Linked DNA regions of Mus musculus: region 1 is linked to region 2. The links are chromatin contacts, found by Hi-C or POLR2A ChIA-PET in ENCODE. All regions are on one chromosome and are shown on one strand. Each heading gives the region's core, a stretch centred on a gene start or an enhancer-like site at or near the end of the contact. The rest is flanking DNA. Distances are from core to core; before and after follow the strand shown.

The links. Hi-C counts contacts between places; a loop is a spot of excess contacts on that map. ChIA-PET counts read pairs that join two places held with the same protein, here RNA polymerase II (POLR2A).
Region 1: a loop to region 2 is called in a map of left cerebral cortex, with 2.8 times the contacts of the local background. The contact joins the promoter of Mpp4 here to the promoter of Tmem237 in region 2. A Hi-C loop is called at or near these places in 1 of 37 maps with a recorded cell type or tissue (left cerebral cortex). POLR2A ChIA-PET finds 5 or more read pairs at or near these places in 1 of 5 experiments (Patski).

The regions. Positions count from the first base shown.
Region 1 is chr1:59,160,355-59,164,668 of GRCm38, forward strand. It overlaps Mpp4 (membrane protein, palmitoylated 4 (MAGUK p55 subfamily member 4)), which reads right to left and starts at 1,282. Exons shown (of 22, transcript NM_145143.3): 1 at 1,178-1,282. Als2 (alsin Rho guanine nucleotide exchange factor) reads right to left here. Exons shown (of 34, transcript NM_028717.6): 34 at 2,402-3,861. The coding sequence ends at 3,823.
Region 2 is chr1:59,118,411-59,122,661 of GRCm38, forward strand. It overlaps Tmem237 (transmembrane protein 237), which reads right to left and starts at 1,396. Exons shown (of 13, transcript NM_001037812.3): 1 at 1,293-1,396. The coding sequence starts at 1,325. It overlaps Mpp4 (membrane protein, palmitoylated 4 (MAGUK p55 subfamily member 4)), which reads right to left. Exons shown (of 22, transcript NM_145143.3): 22 at 2,525-3,034. The coding sequence ends at 2,843.

The DNA.
Region 1 (4,314 bases), core at 32-2,531, 42 kb after region 2:
ACTCAGGAAACCACTACAGCACAGCACTCCTGGAGTCTATTTACTCCTGCATTCAAAGTTGCTACATCCTTTCAGGGTTTTGTGTAGGCTCACATGTGTGCTTCTGTGCTATCTATCCACACTCACACGCTTAAATACACAGTATCCACATGGTAGGAGGGAGCTGTTTTCAGCTATCTTGCTTTTGGTTGGTTTCCTGTTTGTTTGGTGACAGAGTCCCATGTAGTCCATGCTGGCCTCAGACTTTCTCTCTAGTCAAGGATCACCAGATGCTCTCATCCTCCGGTCTCCACCTCCCAAGGGCTGGGGTTGTGTGACAGGCATGTGTGACCACAAATGGTTTATGTGGTGCTGGGAACTGAACCCTGGACTTCACATATGCCACACAAGCATTCTACCAGCTAAGCTATATCTTTCTTTACCTTATCCTTTTTATTACTGGTGGGGCACTATGTGGATTTAAATAATAACCTTATGTGTTTAAGTGCCTTGGTTTGAATTGCGCCAGAATGAAGGATTCTAGACAGGTGATTTATAGGGTAAAGAGGTAGGGAATAAGAAAAGGCAATTAAAAACTGTGTTATAAAGCAAGTGGTCACCATGAATACCTGGAATGTACGCAGCATTACCTTAAAATTCAGCTTTGGGTCTCTGGGGTAGCTCAGCAGGAAATGCATTCGCTGCCAAGTCTGATGACTTTGAACCCACATGGTAGGAGGGAGCTGTTTTCAGTTGTTCTCTGACCTCCACAAGCACCAGGGCTTCCACAAACGCATGCGCGCACACTTGCACACAAGCGTACACACACACACAATTAAATTGTAATTAAACATTATAATTAAAACATTTAAAGCATTTCCTTCTGCTTTAAAACAATTGCTATTCAAAGTCCTGACCTCTTACCCACTAGGCTTGTTTTCTAAAGTATTTTTCAATATGGAAATCTTGAAAAAGCCCATATGCAACCCTCCCTGAGAAATGGCCTGCTGGCTTCCTCTGCATCCAAGGCCCTCACAGAAGATGGGACAGTTTCACTTGAACTCTTTGACAACGCACTGTGCCACGCTTAAGAGATGGTACTGTAGGACAGTCAACCACTTTAACACAGACTACCCACGATTATCTGTAGCTGCTGCTGGTGCCTTCTGGAAATGCGGCATTGCGAGCAGACTCTTACCTGCAAGGATGAAAACACAGTGTTGCTCCTGGCAAGAGAGAAGCAAGCAGGAAGCACCAGGAGGCTGCTAGCTGCCAGTCACCTGATGCTCTAGAGAAAAGCTCTGTGCATCCTCTTTGGCATAATCCTGCCCTTGCAGGCTAACCCTGGACCTCTTCTAAGCCTCCGCAGCAGCCCTAGCTGTCCCTGCAAGGGAACATCTCATTTACATTATCCTCCACCACAGTGAGCTTTCTCTCACATGAGTACTACACTCCCATACAAGCCCTTAATATTTCTGTTGACTGTTTCCAGATAACAAACACCAATCGCCCCCCTTCAAATCTTTCCTACTTTTAGTTTGTTTTTTTTTTTTGAGACAGAGTCTTATGTAGCCCCGGTAGCCTCAAACTGTGTGTATAACCAAGGATAACTGAACTTCCTCCACCCTCAAGGGCTCAGACTACAAAGGTGTGCCACTACACCCACCAGAGGCTTTTACTTTTCTTAACTTCAGCTTTTCAAGGCCTAATGCAGAACACATCTGCGGGGCATAGGCAGTGGGAAAGAGTAGAGGAAAGTCGGGAAGCTCTGGGTTGGAGTCCCAGCGCAGACACAGCAAACTATAGCTATTCACCGATAGGGAAAGGGAGCCCCCAGACTGGCACTGCTGAGGGCTGCTGTGAGTTACATAGGTGCTGGTATTTCTAGTCACAGACAGTGCCTGGAGATTTAGGGTTTTCCACACACACATGAAAATTTATTGTTTTAAGCTGCAACTCAAGAACTGTGTAGAATGAGGAAAATACAGTGGTTAGGCAGCTTCTCTTAAAACTGAAATTAGAAGATTGAATTGCAACGGGTTCTCAGAGATGTGAGATGGCATGCTGCCATTTGAGAATTTCTCTGGTCCTATTGTCCAAGTTTCCATCCATTCCCACTATTAGCCCCTCCTGATCTTTCTCTGAAGGAGGTAGGTGTTCAATTACTTTGGCTTTACTAGCCAAATCTGGCATTTGTGTCTTGGCTCACAAACTAAAAATATGCGAAATGAGAAAGAGTTGGTCCCTCTCCACAGGGAGCAGCTCGGCCTGGCAGAAGACGGTAGGCGGAGAGATGCGGACAGTGCTATCCTCCTAAACCTGTTCCTCTAGCCCTTCCCTAAACAAAAACAAAGCCCACAACTGTCTTACTCACAGCAGCAGTTTTCCTTGGAGACCTTTGTCTCTGGGTTATCGGGATCAGAATTAACTTGCTCTTTGCCAGAAATTGGCTAGTAGTTAAGTGAATTAAAAACCCCAGGGGTTCCTGAGGTCTGAGGCATGGATTACAATGTGGAGAAAGAATACTGTAAACTGAGCACTCTTTAAAGTACAGTCTGCCCCATGTCATTTCTTCCACAGTCATAGAACAGCTTCGTAGAGATGAATGTCATTTATTATGAAAACTGCTGTTACATTACAGCCAACATTCCAAAACAGTATGTTAACAAATGCTTGTCTTGATTATAAAGTAGCTCGGAAATCATGATCCTTTTCAAAAGTAGTTGCCGCCTGCTGAGTCATTTCCCATGAGTCAGGCCACTGCGCTCGCCTCCGAGTACAGCAGATGAGACAGAAGAGCACCTGTGGTATCCAAACAGCTACGAGTGGCACTGCTCCAGCGCACACCCACAACCCACACTTGTGAGGCTGCTTGTAAAAGAGCAAACCGTGGTTATGCGGTGCTGTCACAATACTTCTGAGGTGGGAGAATCCCATGTGCGTCTCTCCTTCCTTCCCTTCTGAGTTCAGTGTGAGGTAGAGGGAAGACCCGCAGACTGGGCTGAGGGCCACTGTAGCTCCCTGCTTCCTCACATGTGCAGATCTTCAGTCTCCACACAAAGCTTGTGCTAAGAAGCTTACGGGCCTCCTGGGTAGGCAGTGGGCCTCGGATCAGTGAGGTTTGGAGCAGCTTGGCACGGCAGTGTTTGCACTCCAGTGTATTCCTATGTTCTTTTCAGTCAGCAGGCAGAAGATCCTATGTGGATGCATTCCACGAGGGGACCAGGATGTCATAGTCACCCCGTGGGAGCTCTCTGACCACAAATGCCTTGGTAAAGGGGCTTACAAAAGGTTAAAACTACAGTTTAAAACTTCTTCTCCCCCACCCCCACCCCTAGCAAAGTAGCATGCTGCACTTGTGCCTGGGAGAGGTCTAGGAAGGCAAGGGATGGCTGCTTCAGTTCAAGTAAAACCTGCTCCTTGCCAAAGGGTATTGGGTAACTGCAAATGGAATTAGACAAACCAGGAGCTTAAACACAGTCATCAACTTCTTTTCATCTAAGCAGCTTTCCTGGAAAGGTTTCCTGGAACTGCATGGAGCTGAGAGCTTTCACTACAGGAAAGGGTAACCAGTTTCCTTTTCTAAGTAGGTGTGTGGATCTCAGCACAGGCCAAAGACTCTACTCTATCCCTATCTCCTTTTCCAGTCTCCATTTGAATGATACAGTATGTTTTCCATGCTGGGCTCTAATTATTAGTAAGGCTCAGAAATTACAACCAAAATAGCACAAAAGTCCATTCTGTATTCAACACTGTTCTTTGCCCCATCAGCCTCCAGTCGGTGCCTGTGCCATAGCTGTAGCCTCCGCAGCAGATAATCCGGTCCTCAAGCTGTCAGGCGCCCTAGTTAAGCTTCTCCCGCTGAATCTGGAAGTAACAGGCCTGAAAATCCAAACAAATTCAGATTCAGTTTCTTTAAGACTTGGGAAAAAACAATCCCTTACTGAAGGCACATTGTCTACCTCACCAAGCTCTCTCCAGCCAATGGCTACTGTAGCCTAACAACAACAAACACTTGCCCTCTATTTCCTCTGTGTACCGGTCTTTACTGATTAACATGAGACCATTCACTGGTGACTGGGAAGTGTGAGGGTACACGGGACAATGTGAGCAGAGCTCGTCCACATTTACTACTCGAAGGCTGAGCAGCCCCACACACCACACAGCAAGTCAGAGTTTCCAAGACTGAATTTCTGAGAAGCAGTGATCCCAAAGTGCTTGTGTGCTTAGGACTCACACACCAGAGTGGTGCACAATTTCCACTCTTGACTTCTTAGGAGAAATCCCAGGGAGTGGGATCCTGAGTCAAACACACCAGCGCTTGGCCATGACAGT
Region 2 (4,251 bases), core at 146-2,645:
CATGCATGCTTGTGTGTGTGTCTGTGCATGCATGTGTGTGCATGCATGTGCATGTGTGTTTGCATACAATAAATAACCATATATAAGGAATGAAGAGTGATGTTTTACTTAGGGAAAGCCTCTTTGATGTTATCTGAGCTGAGCCCTTCCTGACAAAGGTGCCAAATTTACAGGGAATGAGGAGCACATGTTAAGGCTTTCAAGAAAGACAGGGCATGAAGGGCTCCAGGTAAAGAGCAGCCAGGCAGAAACCAGTGACACAGGACAGAAGGCAGACGTCAGATTAACTATGACCTCGCAGACTAGCAGAAGGAATACGGATTTAGTTCTATTAACTAGGAAGCCAACTAAGGTTTTATGCCACAGAGTAACATGCTTTTTTTTTAAGTTACTTTAAATAGAAATAGGTAACATATTTTAGAACAGGAAGTATTTGGGGCTGGTGTAGTTTACCCTGTTCTTACTTAAGAAAAGTCCTGCTTGCAAGCTCAGGAAGCATTAGTTAAGCATTCTGAAAATTTTCAAAATAGATGGCTTAGCCATTAAGAGCAGTTACTGCTCATGCAGCAGACCTGGGTTTAGTTCCCAGCACCCACAAAGCACCAGTAATTCCAGTTCCAGGGAAATGGACAGCCTCTTCAGGTTTCTGTGAGCAACAGGCACACAAGTGGTTCATATATTGGCAAAACACTCAAAACAAATACATTTTTTTTTTTTGGTTTTTTTGAGACGGGGTTTCTCTGTATAGCCCTGGCTGTCCTGGAACTCACTCTATAGACCAGGCTGGCCTTGAACTCAGAAATCCACCTGCCTCTGCCTTCCAAGTGCTGGGATTAAAGGCGTGCGCCACCACTGTCCGGCTACAAATACACCTTTAAAAGAATTGATCTCTAAGAGCAGTGCCTAGACGTCGATTTATTAGCTCGGGTATTTCATGCTGCTTATGGAAGGCACTGATTCCAAAGGCTCACATTTTAGATATTCTTGCTTGTCCCATTTCGCAATCCATGGTTGTATTCACTCAAACAAATTCGTGAGAATGCTACAAAATTAGGACACTGACGATGTCCTAATGGAATCCAGCAGTCAAAATGACAACTGGAATAGAATGGTGGTCCTACAAAAGCACTACTATTCTCAAGATGCTATGAAAGTGGGACCCAGTCCTCTTGGTATTTCAAAAGTCCCGCAAAAATGAACCATCTCACCCATCTAGAAACCGCACCTCTAAGCCCCTCAAAAGAAGAACCGCTGAACAGGCGGAGACTAAATTCCCAACAGCTCAAAAGTACCTGAGGCTCGCTAACCACCTGCTTCTTCCCCATCACGTCTCCAGGGACCGCAGCAGAGCTCAGGGCACCACAGCCGCCCGCCCCGCCCCGGTCCGGCCCGCCCCGCCCCTCCTGCCCAGGCGCGCAGGCGCAGAGCGTCATCGGGCTGCGCCTCATGGCTGCTGGGCCCGGAGCGTCCCCACCCGTCCCACGGGAGGTATTGGGGCTACCGGAGCCGAACCCAATCTGACCCCTTCGAACTAGGAAAACCTCAGCGTCGGCCGGCGTCCCCAGGAGCGGAGGGGGTTCACCCACAGTTTCCCGGGAGGTCATCGTGGTTTGCGTGGGGGTGGGCACGGCGGGACCAGACTCGTATTCAAACTCCCCACCGGAACATCCTCCTCTCTGACCGAGAGCCGCCCGGAGGCGTCGCCATGGCAACGCTGACTAGGGCGCCCGGATGTTGGGTGGACCTGATCGCCTTTTGCGGGGCCCGCCCTGATGTACAGCCCCGGTCCGCCCCCGCCGCACCCCTCGGGCAGTGCTGTCCCCAGATTCCCGGCTCGGCGGTGGTCACTGCTGGTTAGGACACCTCCACTTCGCCACACTCCGGGCCAGGCGCCCCTCGTCGCTCACCGCTTGGTCCTCCTCCAGCGGAGGCCCTGAGTCGTCCCTCATGATGCTTTCCCGCGGGCCTCCCTAGGCGCAACCGCCGGAGCCCGAGGCCGGCTTCCCGCGACGCCCGGCCTCCGGGGACTTGTGGGAGGAGGCGGCTTTGCGGAGCCTGGAGAGGCCGGCGTCCCCCACCTGGTTCCCGTCTGCCAGGGTGCTGCCTGGAGGGAGATCTGTATGACTGAAACAGCGAGGATCTCTTTCACTGGCCTGCCCAGTTTCCTAGATTCCCTGTAGGCCTAGGAGTATAATCTGAATGTTCAGTTCTGATAGTTCCTTCAGTGGGAACAGTTATAGTTTAAAATAGGTAGAATGGAGGGAAGTGTGGATATAAAGAAGATGAACAGACATGGGTGCAGTGGAGCTTCGGATCTAGGGAGACCAAGACTGTATCAACATCCTCGTTTTGGAGCTCATATACAGGCTCCAGGACTAGTCCACTTTGCTGATTTGGAAATAACAGTGTCATAGGTTTCCTTATTAGATAAATGTGTACTTGTTAACCGCTCTTAGCTTAGTTAGTCAACTAGGCACTTTTGTAAAATATAAACAGAAATAAGAAAATATTTTACAAAGTAAAATACAGTTTGTCATTAAGTAGACTGGTTTATTTAGAAGAGTTACATCTTACAAAACACCATATGAAATCTATAAAATGCTCACATTCAGTGACAACATTGTCACATACCTGCCATTAGCTCATATGGGGAAACATCGGGAAAATGCCTGAGAGCCAAATGAGTAGCTCTGTATATGTATAGGATGCTATTTATAGCTATACAATAAGGACTTCATAGTCGCAGTTCTAATGGGTCAAACACTGCTGTTTTCAATGGCAGCCGTTATTCCGGATCTTTAGGGCACACTATGAAGCTTCCAGCTTTAAGCAGGACACTAGATTAAGATTCAGTGTCAGGGGAAACCCATGCCTCTGGCACCCACTGCAGTTCTTCCTGAGCCTTCTGTATGGCGGACAACAGCTGGCCACATGCATCTTGCAAGTTGTCATTCACAATCACGTGATCAAAAAACTGGCCAAACTGACTCTCCATTTTCTGGGCTAACTCCTCCATCTCTTGTAGGTCTTCATCCTTCAGGAGTGATTGAAAAATATGTATGAATGGCACAGGCAATAAGACCAGGTGTTCTGCTGGCAAACTCGTGAGGGTATTTATAAAAACAATTATGTCAATTACACATCCTCTATATTCTATCTGTGCCCTCCCTCCAAATTCTGGATTTCTGAGACAGAGTCCTGCTGTATAAACCAGGCTGGCTTTATATTTGTGATCCTTCTACCTCACCGTCCCAAGTGCTGAGGTTTCAGTTGTGCACCTCCATGCCTAGCAAGGACACAAATTTAAAAGCCCCAAAGACTTAGGAAATAGACTGTCTATGTCCACAGATGTCAAAAGATCAAACAGGAAAACCATAGTTTCATGGTAATTGAAAAATATAGAGAGAAAAACTCTTAGGGTTAATATAAAAATACTTTTGTCTTGCTTTGACAGGACATCCTAAAATTGGAACAGTATGGAGATTAGGACTGCAGGCTTAGCCAGGCAGTAGTGGCATAGGCCTTTAATCCCAGCACTTGGAAGACAGAGGCAGGCAGATTTCTGAGTTTGAGGCCAGCCTGGTCTACAGAGTGAGTTCCAGGACAGCCAGGGCTATACAGAGAAACCCTGTCTCAAAACAAACAAAAGGACATGCAGGTTTGTGAAGCTGTCATACTTTTTTTTTCACAGCAATATAAATATTGATAGTACTAATAAACTGTATACCTACTATAGTAGTTCATTTCTAAAATGTATATATCTGTGTGTGTGTGTGTGTGTGTGTGTGTGTGTGTGTGTGTGTGTGTGTGTAAAAAGCAAAGGACAACTTGTAGGACTCCGCTCTGTGGGTCCTAAGGATCAAATGTCATCAGGCTTGGTGACAGACACCTTTAACCAGTGAGCCATCTCACTGGCCCCAAGACAGATCTTGTTTTTCACACACACACACACACACAGAGAGAGAGAGAGAGAGAGAGACAGAGACAGAGACAGAGACAGAGACAGAGAGCGAGAGACAGAGACAGCTGTAATGTCCCAAGACAGAAGAATTTGTTTTTCACACACACACACACACACACACACACACACACAAGAGAGAGAGAGAGAGAGACAGAGAGAGACAGAGAGACAGAGACAGCTGTAATGTCCCAAGAGAGAAGATCTTGTTTTTCACACACACACACACACACAGAGCTGTGATGTCTGGATGATTTAGCTGTAATCTGGATGATGATTTGGGTGCATACATG